2 separate regions of the Homo sapiens genome follow, and region 2 is linked to region 1. Evidence: read pairs that join two places in POLR2A ChIA-PET (ENCODE). Cell type or tissue: PC-9. All regions are shown on one strand. Links, peaks and the distances in the headings refer to the core of each region. The heading gives the core; the rest is flanking DNA.

Region 1 (8,961 bases), core at 372-8,371:
ACTCCGTCTCAAAAAAAAAAAAAAAAAAAAAAAAATTAAGAAGGCTATCCTCTACCCTAAAAAGGATTGGTAGGCTGCTTGAATGAAATGATAATAAAACACCAGTTGTTTAAATGGGGCTCCTATACACACTTTGTTTTAAAAAGAAATATCGAGTTGTGGAGGGAAGAGGATGAAAAACATTTTGAGTATGTCTTTGTAACTAAAATTTACTTGGATTCACTAATGGCTTTGTTCCTTTATTGTAATGGAGTAATATTTTCTAAAACAAAAAGTTGTAATGGTGTTCTATACCTTAAATGTCAAAAAAGATTAAGTAGTCTCAATGTGTTGTAAATAAAAATGAAAGAAATGGTCAATCTGTGCATTAGATTGTGTTTAATCAAATGGTAGGGTAAAACTACGCATACCAGATGACAGCATAGCTTTAAAAATGTGGCTTGGAATAAAGTCTTTCAAAAATGGTTGTGTATACCCTGTCTACAAAGGAGGTATGATACATTTGTATTTATCTTTATTCTAGATAAAATGATGGTTTACAGGGGGAGAAAATGAAGAAAAAATTGTGAATGTCTTTTTTTTTTTTTTTTGGTAAGACAGTCTTGCTCTGTCACCCAGGCTGCAGTGCAGTGGCGCGATCTCGGCTTACTACAACCTCCGCCTCCCGGGTTCAAGCAATTCTCCTGCCTCAGCCTCCCAAATATCCCAAGTAGCTGGGATTACAGGCACCTGCCACCACGCCCAGCTAATTTTTTGTATTTTTAGTAGAGACCGGGTTTCACCGTGTTGGCCAAGCTGATCTCGAACTCCTGATCTCAGGTGATCCACCCGCCTCGGCCTCCCCAAGTGCTGGGATTACAGGCATGAGCCACCGCGCCCGGCTGTGAATGTCTGCTCTTAATACTTTGACTCATTACTGTCATTGAGTGTATTCATTTGTTTATTTTATTTTATTGTTATTGAAACTAGTTTTTTGTTTTTATATGCCATTTTCTTCAAGATGAAAATTACGGATAACTTACAGGTAGACTTTTTTTTTTTTTTTTTTTTTTTTGAGATGGAGTGTCACTCTGACACCGAGGCTGGAGTGCAGTGGCACCATGTTGGCTCACTGCAACTTCTGTCTCCTGGGTTCAAGCAATTCTCCTGCCTCAGCCTCCCGAGTATCTGGGATTACAGGTGCCCACTGCCACACCCGGCTAGTTTTTATGTTTTTAGTAGAGATGAGGTTTCACCATGTTGACCAGGCTGGTCTTGAACTCCTGACCTCAGGCGATCCACCCGCTTTGGCCTCCTAAAGTGCTGGGATTACAGGCGTGAGCCATCGCGCCGGGCCCAGGTAAACTTTTGTTGTTGTTGTTTGTTACATTTGATGTCTTTCTTATTTTGAGTTTAAAAGACCACAGTTTGCAAAATATAACTCAGTGAATTAATCAGTTATTATTTGATAATTTGATTATTTGATAATAACCAGAGTTATTTGATAATTTTTAAGTTTTCTTATAATTTAGAAATACAGGGTGAATAGGCAAAATGTAAACAAAAATGGTAATTTCATATAAAAAAGTATCTGGTGTTTAAAAAACTTTGTATGCATCTCAAAATCATGATTAAAGTATAGTTTTGGCTTATTAAAGTGTTATATATGTCTTCTGATATTAAAATTTGTTTTAATTATCCAAGTAATCCTGAATCCATTCTCATGGGAAGAAAGATACTTAAGTCAATATTAAAATACTGAAATATGTGAAGAGTTAAAGGTGAAAGTCATTCTGTACAGTTCTACAAAATTCTGTTTCTCTGTTCAGAGCTACTGCTTATAGTTTAGTGTTTAATCTTGCACACCTTTTGCATGCATAAACCTTTACAACAATTTGTTTTACTTTTTTAAAAAAATAAATGGGGCTCTATTTTACAATGTGTCAATATATTAATTTTTTTTCATGGTTACAATTTTGTAATGGTTCTCTTAATGATGGATAATTGTTTTCAGGGGTTTTTTTGCTATGATTTAAAAAATTTTACAGTGAATACTGTTGAGCTACATCTCTGGATATTACTATCGATTATATGGTCAGTGCACTTGTGGCTTTATGAATATTTTAAATAATGTAGTCAAGTCTGTTGATCTTTTTCCTTGTCATCTGTGTTTTGTGGATTTTGGTATTTCCAAACTATATTCATTTCTACAGAGTTATTTTCATTTCCATTTTTTGAACTGTCACTTGTAAAACACTTTCTTTTTATAGAACCTTATGAGTGATAGCAAGATGTATTAGTATGTAATACATTGTGATGGAGTGTAATGATCACAAGGATCAGTGACAGTTTTGATGACCAATTTCAGAGTTATAAAATAAATGAAATATATTCTGGAAAAGTCATGGGCTTTTTGTGTTGTTTGTGGAATCACTAAAGGTAGTCCCTCACTATTAACAAATTTGTTTTGACACATAATATGTGAGGCACTGAATTATAATAGGCACTAGAAACATTGCCTATTTTCCTGAATCCTTTAGACAGGATTGCTTCCCCAGTTACCAGAGATTTCTCTAACCTTGATTTACAGTAGCTACTGCTGGTAGGAATTGCTCTCCACTCCACTTTTGCTGCCATCCAGTGTTACATTACCCTACAAATATACTAAGTGCTTAGCAAAGCAGAGTCCAAATGTAAGATCAATTTTTGTCTTACCCAGAATTTTACAATTAAAATATATAAATAAAAGATTTCTCTGTGTGTGGATGTATGTGTACAGTATAGTGTTGCATGCTATACATGGGGTGAGGTATCAGAATGCTTTTTCAGTGTTTGGCACCTCTAATTTGGCTCTGTGGCCATTTATTCCACCTTTCTACCTTGAAATTCCACAACTTGGGCTCTTGAAATTACCTGGTATGGTGCAATGCACGTGTATTCTCAGCTACTCCAGAGGCTGAGGCGGGAGGATCACTTGAGCCCAGGAGTTTGAGGTTGAGATTGAGATGAACTGTGAGAACATGCTACTGCACTCCAGTCTGGGCAACAGAGCAAGACCTCATCTCTAAAAAATTTTGGGCTTGAAACGGGCTGATTTTGTCCTACCACTAGTAATCACTTTTAGAAGTAGCTTACAATTGCTGTTTCTTCCTTCTTATGGGGGGAAATACCCTTATAGGAGGTATTATGAAGCCAATATCTAATAAACTCTGTCATCATTAGCTCACTTCCACTCTTCTGCCATCTCTCTGTACCTGATTAGTATAGTTTTGAAAAATTATAATTTTGCTACCACTGCACCTCTCCTTGTTAGTAGGGGAGATTTATGTAAGAGAAGAATCTTTTATTTCTAGACAAGGTAATATCCCATTGGGAAGAAACAGCCAAGGGAGAAGAAATGTTTTTTTCTTCTTTGAAGGGACTAGAACTTTTATAGCTCAGCAAATTTGAATAAGTTTGATGGTAATTCAGCTACATTATATTTTAGCTAGATTTCTGAGTTCATTTGGTAACCTAACCACCACATATATACCTATTTATAACTTGAAATTTGCCTTTAAAGTCACGAAAGCACAAAGCACTGTGGTGCTTGTAACACTCTTCCATATTATTATAGGTAACTAAATGACCATGGAATCTGGAGCCGAGAACCAGCAGAGTGGAGATGCAGCTGTAACAGAAGCTGAAAACCAACAAATGACAGTTCAAGCCCAGCCACAGATTGCCACATTAGCCCAGGTATAAAATACATGGAGAGATTCCAGTTTGTGTCTCTTCCTAGAGGAATACGTTTCCAAGAGAATTTAGTTGTTATTACATAGATATACATAGAATGAGCAGAGATACTCTTACAATATCAAAATTCCTATTTACTTAGTATTAGAGTATATTTAGAAATGATAGTATTAATTCAATAACAGTAAAATGTATTATTAAACAATAATACAGTATTTTTAGTGAAATGATCCAGAAATAATTACATTTTAAACTTATGGGTAAATGGTGCTCTCAGATAAGGGAAGAAAACCTTGGCTATGTATGACAACTGCTTTTTTTATTTTTTTAATATGACACAGATTTATTTTTTAACAGTGGGAATGCAGATAATATGAAAGCCTAAGTTTATATAACTAAACTAAAAATTAGGATAAGCAAATAAATTGACATGTAAGGAAATTTTAAGGATGATAGCAGTTTTTGTTTCCTGTATATTTTAAATATAATTTCTGATTCTTTCATTTCATCTTTCTCTTTAACATCCTATCTTTAAGAATATTTTCTCTCATTCTTATGTTTTTGTTTGCATGCATTCTCCTCAACTATTTTATTAACAGCTGTTTACATAGATAGGAATGAGAAAGGTGGTTAACTTAAAAAACAAATAGCAGATACAGACCTGCTAGGTAATAGTGTGATACCGTCTCTTTCAGATGAAGGTTCCCAGGAGAATATAATCCTAGCAGAAGCTCTGATATATGTAGCTTCAGTTTCTCCAAGAGTTTAAAAGTTCCTAGAGAAGTCACCTAGCAAGAATGAATCATGGGAAATAGAGGACTCACCACACTTGGGTGTCTGGCTGAGGTAGTGTGAGCCAGATACTGGATTTCCAGCAAGAATATAGTCAGAAGGAGTGAGCTGTTCTGTGTTTTCTCCTAAGACCACCAGGGTTTACCTCCAGCCTTCAGGAATAAGACAAAGCCAAATACATCTAATGTACTCATACGAGGCAGGCTGCAGGATTGAAGGGGAGAGAGCCAGGACTTCCATCAATATAGGGTCAACAGATAAGAATCTGGGCTCATCTGTATATTTTGCCCTTTAGAAAGAGGAAGACACAATGCTAGGCCGGGCGCTGTGGCTCACGCCTATAATCCAAACACTTTAGGAGGCTGAGGCGAGCGAATCACTTGAGGTCAGGAGTTCAAGACGAGCCTGGCCAACATGGTGAAACCCCATCTCTACTAAAAATACAAAAATTAACCAGGCGTGGTAGCACACACCTGTAAATCCAGCGACCTTAGAAGGCTGAGGGAGGAGAATTGCTTAAGTCCGGGAGGCAGAGGTTGCAGTGAACTGAGATTGCGCCACTGCATTCCAGCCGGGGTGACAGAACAAGATTCCCTCTCAAAAAAAAAAAGAAGATGCAATGCCAGCAGGCTTCTTTATGATGATAGCCCTTAACACATCTTATCTCTGGAGTCACACTATTTTGTCCAGTCTGGTTGTCCCCAGAGTAGGCTGTATTGTGTCATCCTGGGAATTCCTTTCTCCCTACTTCCATTTTCTCACAGTTTGTGTTTTTGATATGGTAAAGCATGTTTTTCAGTGGTTTTATGAGAAAGAAAGGTTGGCTGAGTAAAGATAGCATGTTATAAAAATTGAATGTATGGGCCGGGTGTGATGGCTCACACCTATAATCCCCACACTTTGGGAGGCCGAGGCAGGCGGATCACGAGGTTAGGAGATTGAGACCATCCTGGCTAACACAGTGAAGCCCGTCTCTACTAAAAATACAAAAAAATTAGCTGGGTGTGGTTATGGGCTCCTGTAGTCCCAGCTACTCGGGAGGCTGAGGCAGGAGAATGTCATGAACCCGAGACCGCACCACTGCACTCCAGCCTGGGTGACAGAGCGAGACTCCATCTCAAAAAGTAAATAAATACAAATAAAAATTGAATGTACATGTGCCTTAACATCTAGAAGATGTACAACAAAAATATTAAAAGTGATTAGCTATGGGTGATAGGAATATAAAGGGTTTTTATTTTATTTTTTATATCTGTATTTTATAAATTTATAATGAGAGGAGCCATTATATAAAATTATTAGTGTAGAAAAGGGATTATTCATTGAGTTAGCTAGGTATATTTTCCCTAGAGAAGACTCAGGAAAGAGAACATAGTAATTGCTTCAAATATTACAAGAGCATTTATATGGAATTGAGATGAGATACTCTGAATAAGGTTATGGTTCTCAAACTTCAGTGTACGGGAAAGTATGATTGGGTTCCTGTTAGAGTTGACTTTACAGAGTATCCTGTGTGACTCTAATGAAGCTATTCCATGGACCACATTTTGAGAATCAAATAAAACTAAGCAAGATTTATAGTGGCCAGAGAGAAAGTGATTAATAAGTAAGGACTTTATTACTATCCAGAGATGGAAGCTTCTGGTTTTACCCTATATGCCAAAGACACTGTCTTTATAGGGATCTTCCCCCCAGGCTTCACAGTCACATATTTCGCTGCCTGCTAAAATAAACATCTCTACAAATTCAGATGTCAGAGTAGTTTCATCATCTTCCATTACAACCCCAGTCACCCAAAAGCCTATCCTTACTTCTTGCATTCTCTTTTTCAATTAAGGACAGTCTGCCAATTCTCTTTCAGACATGAAACATTGGGTCATCTGCAGTTCCTCTCTCACCTCTTTTAACTATTCATAAAGCCCTTTCTGGACTGCTTCCAAATTTTCATAAAATCACTTCCCTCGTTCCCATCTCTACTACTACTAACTGCCCTCTTTTTGGCCTTCATCATCTTTCCTTAACTACTTCATGGGCTTTCTTCGTTGGTCTCCCCACCACCAGTTTTCCCCCTGAAATATATATCTTTCACACTGCCACTAAAGTGATTTTTTTTTTTTTTTTTTGAGATGGAGTTTTGTTCTTATTGCCCAGGCTGGAGTGCAATGGCGCGATCTCGGCTCACTGCAACCTCTGCCCCCTGGGTTTAAGCAGTTCTGCTTCAGCCTCCCAAGTAGCTGGGATTACAGGCACCTGCCACCATACCTGGCTAATTTTTTGTATTTTTAGTAGAGATGGGGTTTCACCATGTTGGCCAGGCTGGTCTCGAACTCTAGACCTCAGATGATCCACCCGCCTCGGCCTCCCAAAGTGCTGGGATTACAGGCGTGAGCCACATTGCCCGGCCTAAAGTGATCTATCTAAAAGCAAACATCACCATGGTATTCAGGAGTTCAAAAGCCCTTCAGTGGCTTCTGCAATACCCTCAGGATAAAATGCAGTTTCTCTGAGGTGACATAATACAGGCTTTTTGTGACTAGCACATCTAGCCCCACCTGCCTCTGTTGTTTTCTCTCTCCCTACTTCATACATCATACAGTAACACACTTATGTGCACCATTGGTGCTGAGCTGCTGGTTATCCCACTCTGCCATGTGTGCTGTTTCTCTTTGCTTTTGCCACTACTCCACTCTGTGCTTGAAATTCTGTGACTCTTCCCTGTAAGTAATAATAACAAGTCTAACTTTTTTCTTTTGTTTTAAATTCACATTCTTCCCTGATAGCCTCCCCTTCTCTTAGGTTGGGTAGAGTAATTCTCAGTGTGTCCATTTTTCTTTTAGCAAACCTCATTACTAAACTGAATTGTATTGTGTCTCTTTTCCCCATTCCTTCGCATACATACCCCCAATAATTTATTTGAGGTCAGAGACCCCTATCTTTCTCACTTTTGTAGTTTCAGTTCTAACATTATTCCTGGAACATAGGTCCCCAATAACTGTTTCCTGATTTAGCAAATAAAATTCCTATCCTTGAATGTGTTCAAGCATAGGAGCAATAAATAACATCTGATAGACATGTATGATTTAAGGACCCTTTTAACCTGGGTATTGACTCATTAAAACTGCCTTAGTTCTAGACTTAGTAGGTCAGGTTTGCTTATGCTTGAGAGCAGTTAGATTTTAGAACGTGACTTATTTAACATGATATTCTTTAGAATTTTATGTTTCTTCAAGGATAGTATATCTGTTGACCTTGGGTGAACACTTAATCTCATTGAGCAGTTATTTGTGTTTTTAAAAATGGAGATCCTTATCACCCAGTCTTCAGTTTCTTCAAATAGCAAAATCAGAAATTGGAAATGAAAGCAGGTGGGAAAATGTAAAGTGCCATACAAATAAAGTGATATCTCATGTTCAGAGAGTCTGTATTACATATTTGGTATAACATGGGAATAGTTTTTAATTTTTTGTCACTTGGGAAGAGCTGAAAAGGATAGGGGTATAGTTTTTGGTGTTTTTTATAGTGTTTTTTCTTAAAGAATATTAAATTTAGTCATTACTTTCATATCAGTGAAATACATATCTAGCAAAAAGGTCACGTTTTTGCTTCTAAAAAGTTATTTCATATTGAACATGAGTACTGCCAAAGAGTGTCTGGGATGATAATTCTTTTCTGTGTTCAACACCATAGGTATCTATGCCAGCAGCTCATGCAACATCATCTGCTCCCACCGTAACTCTAGTACAGCTGCCCAATGGGCAGACAGTTCAAGTCCATGGAGTCATTCAGGCGGCCCAGCCATCAGTTATTCAGTCTCCACAAGTCCAAACAGTTCAGGTATGTGTATAAAAAGTTCTGCATCTATTTTAATAACTTTTGTTTATAGCCATATCTCTCTCCTTTCACTAGTTATGAAAATAAGGACACATCTAGTTCAGTTTATTTTATTCACAGTATAGGAATATGCTGCATCTGTATAGTCACCTTATGTATAGGAACATATATACAGAAGAACAAACATAAAAGAAAATGACTAATTTCTTAAGCTGCAGAGGAAAAAGAATTGATTGGGGAAAATAATGAAGTACATGAGATAAAGTGGAAGTGTTTGGGAGAAACTGTAGGACTGAAGTACCTCAGTCGAGGAAAATTGAGATGCAAAAATAGTAACTAATTTTCTAAATCTGCAATTGGAGAAAAATATACCCTTGATCAAAAATTAATAACCTTACCTAAGATATTATTTGACCTTAGAGATTACATAAAGCATTTGTAAAATCAGCTGTGCTTAGGGTTTTCAGTTACAGTGTGTAACTTTGAAATAATATATTCAGAGGTTACATCTTAAGGGTCAGGAATTATACTATGCATGTTATCTAATTCTTTGGAGAGATCTTTCCTTTGGGTTTGATCCACAGGTAATAAAGGCACTGTAGACCTTTGAAGGTGACTACTCTG
Region 2 (8,000 bases), core at 1-8,000, 110 kb after region 1:
CAGAGTGGCTCATGCCGATAATCCCAGCACTTTGGGAGGCCGAGGCCGGCAGATCACAAGGTCAGGAGATGGAGACCATCCTGGCCAACATGGTGAAACCCCATCTCTACTAAAATACAAAAATTACCTGGGCATGGTGTCATGCACCTGTAGTCCTGGCTACTCGGGAGGCTGAGGCAGGAGAATCGCTTGAACCTGGGAGGCAGAGGTTGCAGTGAGCCAAGATGGTGTCACTGCACTCCAGCCTGGGTGACAAGAGTGAAACTCCATCTCAAAAAAAAAAAAAAAAAAAAAAGAAGAAGTGGGGCTTTCCAGAGGTGATTAAGTCATGAGAGTGGAGCCCTCGTGAGTGGCATTAGGCTTGACTGACTTACAAAAAATCTTAACCAACTGTGTTCAGCCCTTTTCCCTTTCTGCCCTCTGCCATGTGAGGTCACAGTGTTCCTCCCTCCTGAGGATGCAGTGTTCATGAAAGCAAACACTGGGCCCTCACCAGGCAACAAACCTGCTGGTGCCTTCATCTTGGACTTCCCAGCCTTCGGAACTGTAAGAAATAGATTTCTGGGGTTTTTAAAAATAAATTGCTCAGTCTGTGGTATTTTGTTATAGCAGCAGAAACAGACTAAGATGGGGGGTCAGATAGGATACTTTTTTTTTGAGACAGAGTCTCACTATGTCACCCAGGGTAGAGTACAGTGGGGTGATCTTGGCTCACTGCAACCTCCACCTCCCAGGTTCAAGCGATTCTCCTGCCTCAGCCTCCCAAGTATCTGAGATTACAGATGTGCACCACCATGCCCGGCTAATTTTTGTATTTTTAGTAGAGGTGGGGTTTCACCATGTTGGCCAGGCTGGTCTTGAACTCCTGACCTCAGGTGATCTATCCATCTCAGCCTCCCAGTGTGCCGGGATTGCAGGTGTGAGCCATTGCACTCGGCCTACTTTTTATTGAGAGACTAAGGGATACTATGCCTTCCACAGAATTCAAACTTTGACACTCAACAACAAAAGCAAAAAATTTTGTGTCTCATTCGCTTTTGAGATTATTTGTAAAATGTAGACATCACTGAATGCCAAATGCCAAGAATAAAATTTCTTCTAAATTCATCATGAGTGGCTTCTGGTAAAATAATATGGCCTGCCAAAATCGCCTTTAATATTACAATTCACAAATTATCAAATCTCTTGTTTTTGTCTTTTGATATTTCATTTACTGTTTCCAAGCTTTTAGATAAGTTATAATTCTTCTGAAGATATCATAACTGCTTGTTTCTGTTTTCACTACTTTGTTATGACTTGATTTATATGTTTAACTGTTAAATCTCAAGTTTTTGGGGGGCCAGGTGCTGTGGCTCACACCTGTAATTCCAGCACTTTGGGAGGCCGAGGTAGGTGGATCACCTGAGGTTAGAAGTTTGAGACCAGCCTGGCCAACATGGTGAAACCCTGTCTCTATTAAAAATATGAAAACTAGCCAGGCATGGTGACAATGCCTGTAATCCCAGCTACTTGGGAGGCTGAGGGAGGAGAATCACTTGAACCCAGGAGGCGGAGGTTGCAGTGAGCCGAGATCATGCCACTGCACCCCAACCTGGGCAACAGAGCAAAACTCCATCTCAAATTAATTAATTAATTAATTAATAAGAATAAGATTTGTTTGGCATAGTGTAAGTTAAATTGTTTTTGATATTGCTAGCATGAAAAAATAAATTTACAAGGGGTTTTACTTCTCTGCAAAGCAGATAATTTGCATGTTTTGTAAACTGCTTAGCATGGTATAATGTGAGATAATTTAAGCCAGAGGAAAAAGATTTTTCTCACTCCACCACTCCCTTGGAAAATATTTAAAATACGGTGGTCATATTTCTAATTTCCCTTTGAAGGTACTTTTGGATAGATTCCAGGAAAACGACCCTTTGTAAAACAGATGAATGTTTCATCTAAAAATTTGGTCTGCTTATAAAAAGTTAACTACCAAACATGTTTAAGTGTCCATGTTAGTTACTGTGGTACAAATTATATTCAGTAGAAGTTTCACGCTGAGAAAAACCAGGAAGTGCATAAGATGAATACATTCATGGTGATTATGCTCTTCAGGAGCTAGAAAGTAACTACTTAAGAAGATTATGCATGAGAGTAATTGCTGTTTAATGGAGAAAAACTGGGGAAAATAATTATAAGAGTAAAGAAGACCTTTCCTAACCATCTGTCATTTAAAAATCAGAAACGAAAAAAGGAAACATAGCATGTTTTTCGGAAAGACTTGGAAATGATGCCAAAAGGCAATACTCTGGTGGTGCACACACAAAAGCTCTCAGAAGAGTCTCAGATTACTATATAAAAACAGTCTAAACACCCAAGGTGTATTTACTATTACAGTTAGTCACCTTTATTTGACATTTCTGTGTAGCCAAGAGGAGGGAACAAACCCAACTGAGATATCCATCACTGGAACCAGGAAACACCAATAAGAAGACATTTTCTCCCACTAGAATTAAAAAAAAGGTGACTATAGGGAAAAACAGTCTTTTTTTTTTTTTTTTTTTTTTGAGATGGAGTTTTGCTCTCGTTGCCCAGGCTGGAGTGCAATGGCACGATCTCGGCTCACTGCAACCTCTGCCTCCCAGGTTCAAGCAATTCTCCTGTCTCAGCCTCCCCAGTAGCTGGGATTACAGGCATGCGCCACCACACCCGGCTAATTTTGCATTTTTAGTAGAGACAGGGTTTCTTCATGTTGGTCAGGCTGGTCTCGACCTCCCGATCTCAGGTGATCCGCTCGCCTCGGCCTCCCAAAGTGCTAGGATTACAGGTGTGAGCCACCGCAGCCAGCCGAAAAGCAGTCTTCTATTTATCACTTTGAATTTCCTATTTTGTTGAATGCATTGAAGAAATATTAGTAAGCTAATAAAGGACTATATTGTTACAGGCTTTATTCCCATAACATTTTATTGGTGGTCTCTTCTGCTGAAGCAGGTATTCTTAAGGCTATAGATAGGCTGGGCGCTGGGGCTCACACCTATAATCCCAGCACTGTGGGAGGCTGAGGTAGGTGGATCACTTGAGGTCAGGAGTTCAAGACAAGCCTGGCCAATATGGTGAAACCCCATCTCTACTAAAAATACAAAAATTAGTCAGGCAAGATGGTGCATGCCTATAATTCCAGCTACTCAGGAGACTGAGCCAGGAGAATTGCTTGAACCCAGGAGGTGGAGGTTGCAGTGAGTCGAGATTGCACCACTGCATTCCAGCCTGGGTGACAGAGCGAGACTCCATCTAAAAAAAAAAAAAAAAAAAAAAAAAAGAGGGGGCCTATAGATATTAGCCTCTGAAATGTGCCTATCAGAGTCTCCAATCCTGACTTGGAGGAGCTGATGATCTGGATGTGGAGGAAGAAGCAACACCATTAATTATTCAGTGTGACTGGTTTGCTGTTGTTTAATGATACAGGAATTAATAACCAGACAAGACAATAATACAAGAGATGTGAGGCAGTATGTGATTAAGGGTGCAGCTGGAAGTAATCTCTCTTCTCTAAATTTCTGCAACACTTTAGCTGTGTTCCTTATGACACTTTCCCCTTTCTCTCTCTTGCTACTGTTATTTCTTGTCTTTTTCTCCTGACAACAGCGAACTACTGCAGGGCAATTCTATGTCTGATTCGTCCTTGATTCCCCACACAGAGCCTAGCCTAGGCCTGCAGAGCACTGCTGCCAGGAATTATTTATTTCAATAAAATGAGGGACATAGGGGATAAGTTTTGGGTGTGAAGAGGGGGAGGGGAAGGGTGTTGCTTGCTGTGCAGATTCTCACTTTGGGCAAAACTAGATTCTTTTTTTTTTGAAACAGGGTCTTACTCTGTTGCCCAGCCTCCCGAGTAGCTGGGACGCACCACCATGCCCAGCTAATTTGTGTGCGTGCGTGTGTGTGTGTGTGTGTGTATTTTTTATAGAGACAATGTCTCACCATGTTGCCCAGGCTGGTCTCAAACTCCTGAGCTCAAGCAATCTGCCCACCTTGGCCTCCCAGAGTGCTAAGATTACAGGCCTGAGCCACTGAGCCCAGCCTTTATGTATGTGTGTCTGTGTGTATATAAAAAATTATCTGGAAAGCTTTAAAAAAGATACAGAAATATCCAGGCAGAGAGACACTCACTGCAAGCTCTGCCTCCCGGGTTCACGTCATTCTCGTGCCTCAGCCTCCCAAGTAGCTGGGACTACAGGCACCCACCACCACGCCAGGCTAATTTTTTGTATTTTTAGTAGAGACGGGGTTTCACTGTATTAGCCAGGATGGTCTCGATCTCAGCCTCCCAAAGTGCTGGGATTACAGGCGTGAGCCACCACACCCGGCCATGAATTAATATTTATGAAGTATTTGAAACACTGTCTAGCACAAAGTAAGGACTCAACGAGTTCAGCTTTTATTATTTTTTAAAAAGTATTTTCTGTATTGTAGCCCCTTGATCTAGATGAGAAAGTTGAGCTTAAACAGGTTAAGTCAAAGACTGCAATCTGGTCACTCACTGTTGGCTTGCCTGGTTTAAACAAATGTTTAAATGGATTGCAACCATTTGGAACCTGAGAGGTTTCATATGAATATGAAGAATTCTGGCTTATTTGAGTAACAGGATAATCTCTTAGCACTGGGCCAGCATTCCTGCAAGGCACCCATTGGCTCTTGCTGACCAGTGGCTTCTCGTTGCAGATGGAGCCCGCACTCTCCAGTTCATCACCACCCCAGCATCCCTACTCTTGCATCTAACAGTTTCCGCTATTTTGCACCACCTGCCTGGCCCTTATGGGCAACTCAAGGAAGAAAGGAAAGAAGAGATAGAGGAAAAATGGATTCAACAAATGAAAGTGTTCTTTCTGACTACTGCTGTGTTTACAAACATTTTAATCATCAAAACATGCTTTATTTGATAGAAAGATCAAATCTGCCTTTGTAAAACAAGAGACTATTTTAATCATTAAGACAACACACATGTTTGATTTGGAGGCGTGTTCTCATTCAAAACCTTGCAAAATATAATTTCTTCTTGTCTGGGAGATGGTGTCTTTCTTCGGGGAGAACCTTGAGAGAAATGTCTATGAATGTGTCTGTAGATTGAGGATAGGCCAACAAACATATTTTGAAATATTTTTTCTTTCTTTTAAAAAAATAGATACTTTTAAAAGAAAATGCTTATTTAAATTACATAGCTCTTTTTTTCACTCTCAGTCATCATTTGTGGTTTCAGTCAGTACTACATTTATTCCCCAGAGCTAGGATTGCTGTGTTTTTAGAAAGGGAGCCTGTTTGAAGGGACTCTATACTCTTGCAGTAATTAAAATCCTTTTAGGAGTCTTTGACTTTGACTTACTGCTTTGTTTTAAATTATTGAAATTATTCAACTTCCCCATTCTAACCCACGGAAGGCTGTTGTTGTTCTCATTTATAATGGCACAATATAAGTTTAAAGATAGCTGTCTCCACATGAATGCATCTGCAAATCCATCTCTCTTCTCTCTTCTGCCATCCAGGTTAAGAAGCTCCACTGCGCTTTGTCCATTGCAAGTTGAGAAGTGAGGCCCCAGCTGTCACATACAGTGAGTGAAGAAGCTGAGCTTCCCTCAACGCCTGGGCCTGTATGAATTTTTTTTTTTTTTTTTTTTTTGGAGACGGAGTCTCACTTTGTTGCCCAGGCTGGAGTGCAATGGCACTATCTCAGGCCACTGCAACCTCTGCCTCCCAGGTTCAAGCGATTCTTCTGCCTCAGCCTCCTGAGTAGCTGGGATTACAGAAGTGCACCATTACAGCTTGCTAATTTTTGTATTTTTAGTAGAGAAGGGTTTTCACCATGTTGGCCAGGTTGGTCTCGAACTCTTGGCCTCAGGTGATCCGCCCGCACAGCCTCCCAAAGTGTTGGGATTACAGGCGTGAGCCACTGCGCCCGGCCTTAGGTAAGTTCCTTTTTTTTTTTTTTTGAGACGGAGTTTCACTCTGTTGCCCAGGCTGGGGTGCAATGGCATGATCTCGGCTCACCGCAACCTCTGCCTCCTGGGTTCAAGCAATTCTCCTGCCTCAGCCTCCTGAGGAGCTGGGATTACAGGCATGCACCATCATGCCCGGCTAATTTTGTATTTTTAGTAGAGACGGGGTTTCTCCATGTTGAGGCTGGTCTCAAACTCCTGACCTCAGGTGATTCACCCGCCTCGGCCTCCCAAACTGCTGGGATTATAGGCATAAGCCACCGCGCCCGGCCTTAGGTAAGTTTCTTAAAGGAAATGCAGACTTCAATTACTTTCACCTTGGCTGTATATAAAAAATTATCTGGGAAGCTTTAAAAAAGATCCAGAAATACCCAGGCAGAGAACAAAGGGAATTTGCTCCCTGCTCCCTTAGAGACATTAAATTGAAATTGCTTGGATCAGCCAGGCACGGCGGCTCATGCCTGTAATCCCAGCACTTTGGGAGGCTGAGGCGGGCACATCATGAGGTCAGGCGTTCGAGACCAGCCTGTCCAACACGGTGAAACCTGTCTGTACTGAAAATACAAAAATTAGCCAGGCCTGGTGGCACATGCCTGTAGTCCCAGCTACTTGGGAGGCTGAGGCAGGAGAATCCCTTGAACCCAAGAGGTAGAGGTTGCAGTGAGCCAAGATCGTGCCACTGTACTCCATCCTAGGCAACAGAGCAAGACTGCATCTCAAGAAAAAAAAAAAGAAATTACTTGGATCCTAAGAATGGGTATTTTTTTTAATTGTGGTAGAACAAACAACAGCAACAACAAAAAAACGCACAACGTAAAATTTGCCATCTTAATCATTTTTAAGTGTACAGTTTAGTAGTGTTAAGTAAATTTACATTGTGATGCAACAGATTTCCAGAAGCTTTTCATCTTGCAAAGCTGAATCCCTACACCTTTTTTTTTTTTTTTTTTTGAGACAGAGTCTTGCTCTGTTGCCCAGGCTGGAGTGCAGTGGCATGATCTTGGCTCACTGCAACCTCCACCTCCTGGGTTCAAGCGATTCTCCTGCCTCAACCTCCCAAGTAGCTGAGAGTAAGGCGCTCACCACCATGCCCGGCTAATTTTTGTATTTTTAGTAGAGATGGGGTTTCACCATATTGGCCAGGCTGGTCTCAAACACCTGACCTCGTGATCTACCCGCCTCGGCCTCCCAAAGTGCTGAGATTACAGGCATAAGCCACTGCGCCCGGCCATCTACACCCATTAAACAACTCCCCACTTCCCCTTCTCATCAGGTGCTGGCAACCACCATTCTACTTTTTGTTTCTATGAGTTTGACTACTTTAGATGCCTCATATAAGTGAAATCATACAGTATTTGTCTTTTGTGGCTTATGTCACATAGCATAATGTCCTCAAGGCTCATCTATGTTGTAGCATGTGTCAGCATTTCCTTCCTTTTTAAGGCTGAATAATATTTCATGGTACGTACATAACACATTTTCTTTTTTCTTTTTTTTTTTGAGATGGAGTCTTGCTGTGTCGCCCAGGCTGGAGTGCAGTGGCGTGATCTCGGCTCACTGCAAGCTCCGCCTCCTGGGTTCTTGCCATTCTCCTGCCTCAGCCTCCCAAGTAGCTGGGACTACAGGCGCTCGCCACCATGCCCGGCTATTTTTTTGTATTTTTAGTAGAGACGGAGTTTCACCGTGTTAGCCAGGATGGTCTCCAACTCCTGACCTCGTGATCCACCAACCTCGGCTGGGATTACAGGCCTGAGCCACCACGCCGGCCCATAACACATTTTCTTTATCGATTCATCTATCGATGGGCATTTAGATTGTTTCCACATCTTGGCTATTGTGAATAATGCCGGGGTGAACATGGGTGTGCAAATACTATATATCTTTCCTTTTTAAGGCTGAATAATATTTCTTGGTATGTACATAACACATTTTCTTTATCCATTCATCTATCGATGGGCATTTAGGTTGTTTCCACATCTTGGCTATTGTGAATAACGCCGCTGTGAACACGGGTGTGCAAATACTATA

What was found. Peaks named below come from ENCODE experiments on the same cell type or tissue, not always from the same donor. Only the 100,000 strongest peaks of a DNase experiment are listed, where the experiment ranks them.
Region 2: POLR2A ChIA-PET joins it to region 1 with 7 read pairs; 3 of 35 experiments call an interaction of 5 or more read pairs at or near these places.

What each region holds. Positions count from the first base shown.
Region 1 is chr2:207,552,033-207,560,993 of GRCh38, forward strand. It overlaps CREB1 (cAMP responsive element binding protein 1), which reads left to right. Exons shown (of 8, transcript NM_004379.5): 2 at 3,596-3,717; 3 at 8,194-8,340. The coding sequence starts at 3,604. Among named protein-coding and RNA genes, the nearest start is that of CREB1, 27 kb to the left of the region's middle. In PC-9, for the core only: no CTCF peak of the experiment used is centred there; a DNase peak (open chromatin) is centred at 5,049; H3K27ac peaks cover 1,076 bases.
Region 2 is chr2:207,661,977-207,669,976 of GRCh38, forward strand. LINC01857 (long intergenic non-protein coding RNA 1857) reads left to right here and starts at 408. Exons shown (of 4, transcript NR_135566.1): 1 at 408-546; 2 at 5,523-5,588. In PC-9, for the core only: no CTCF peak of the experiment used is centred there; no DNase peak of the experiment used is centred there.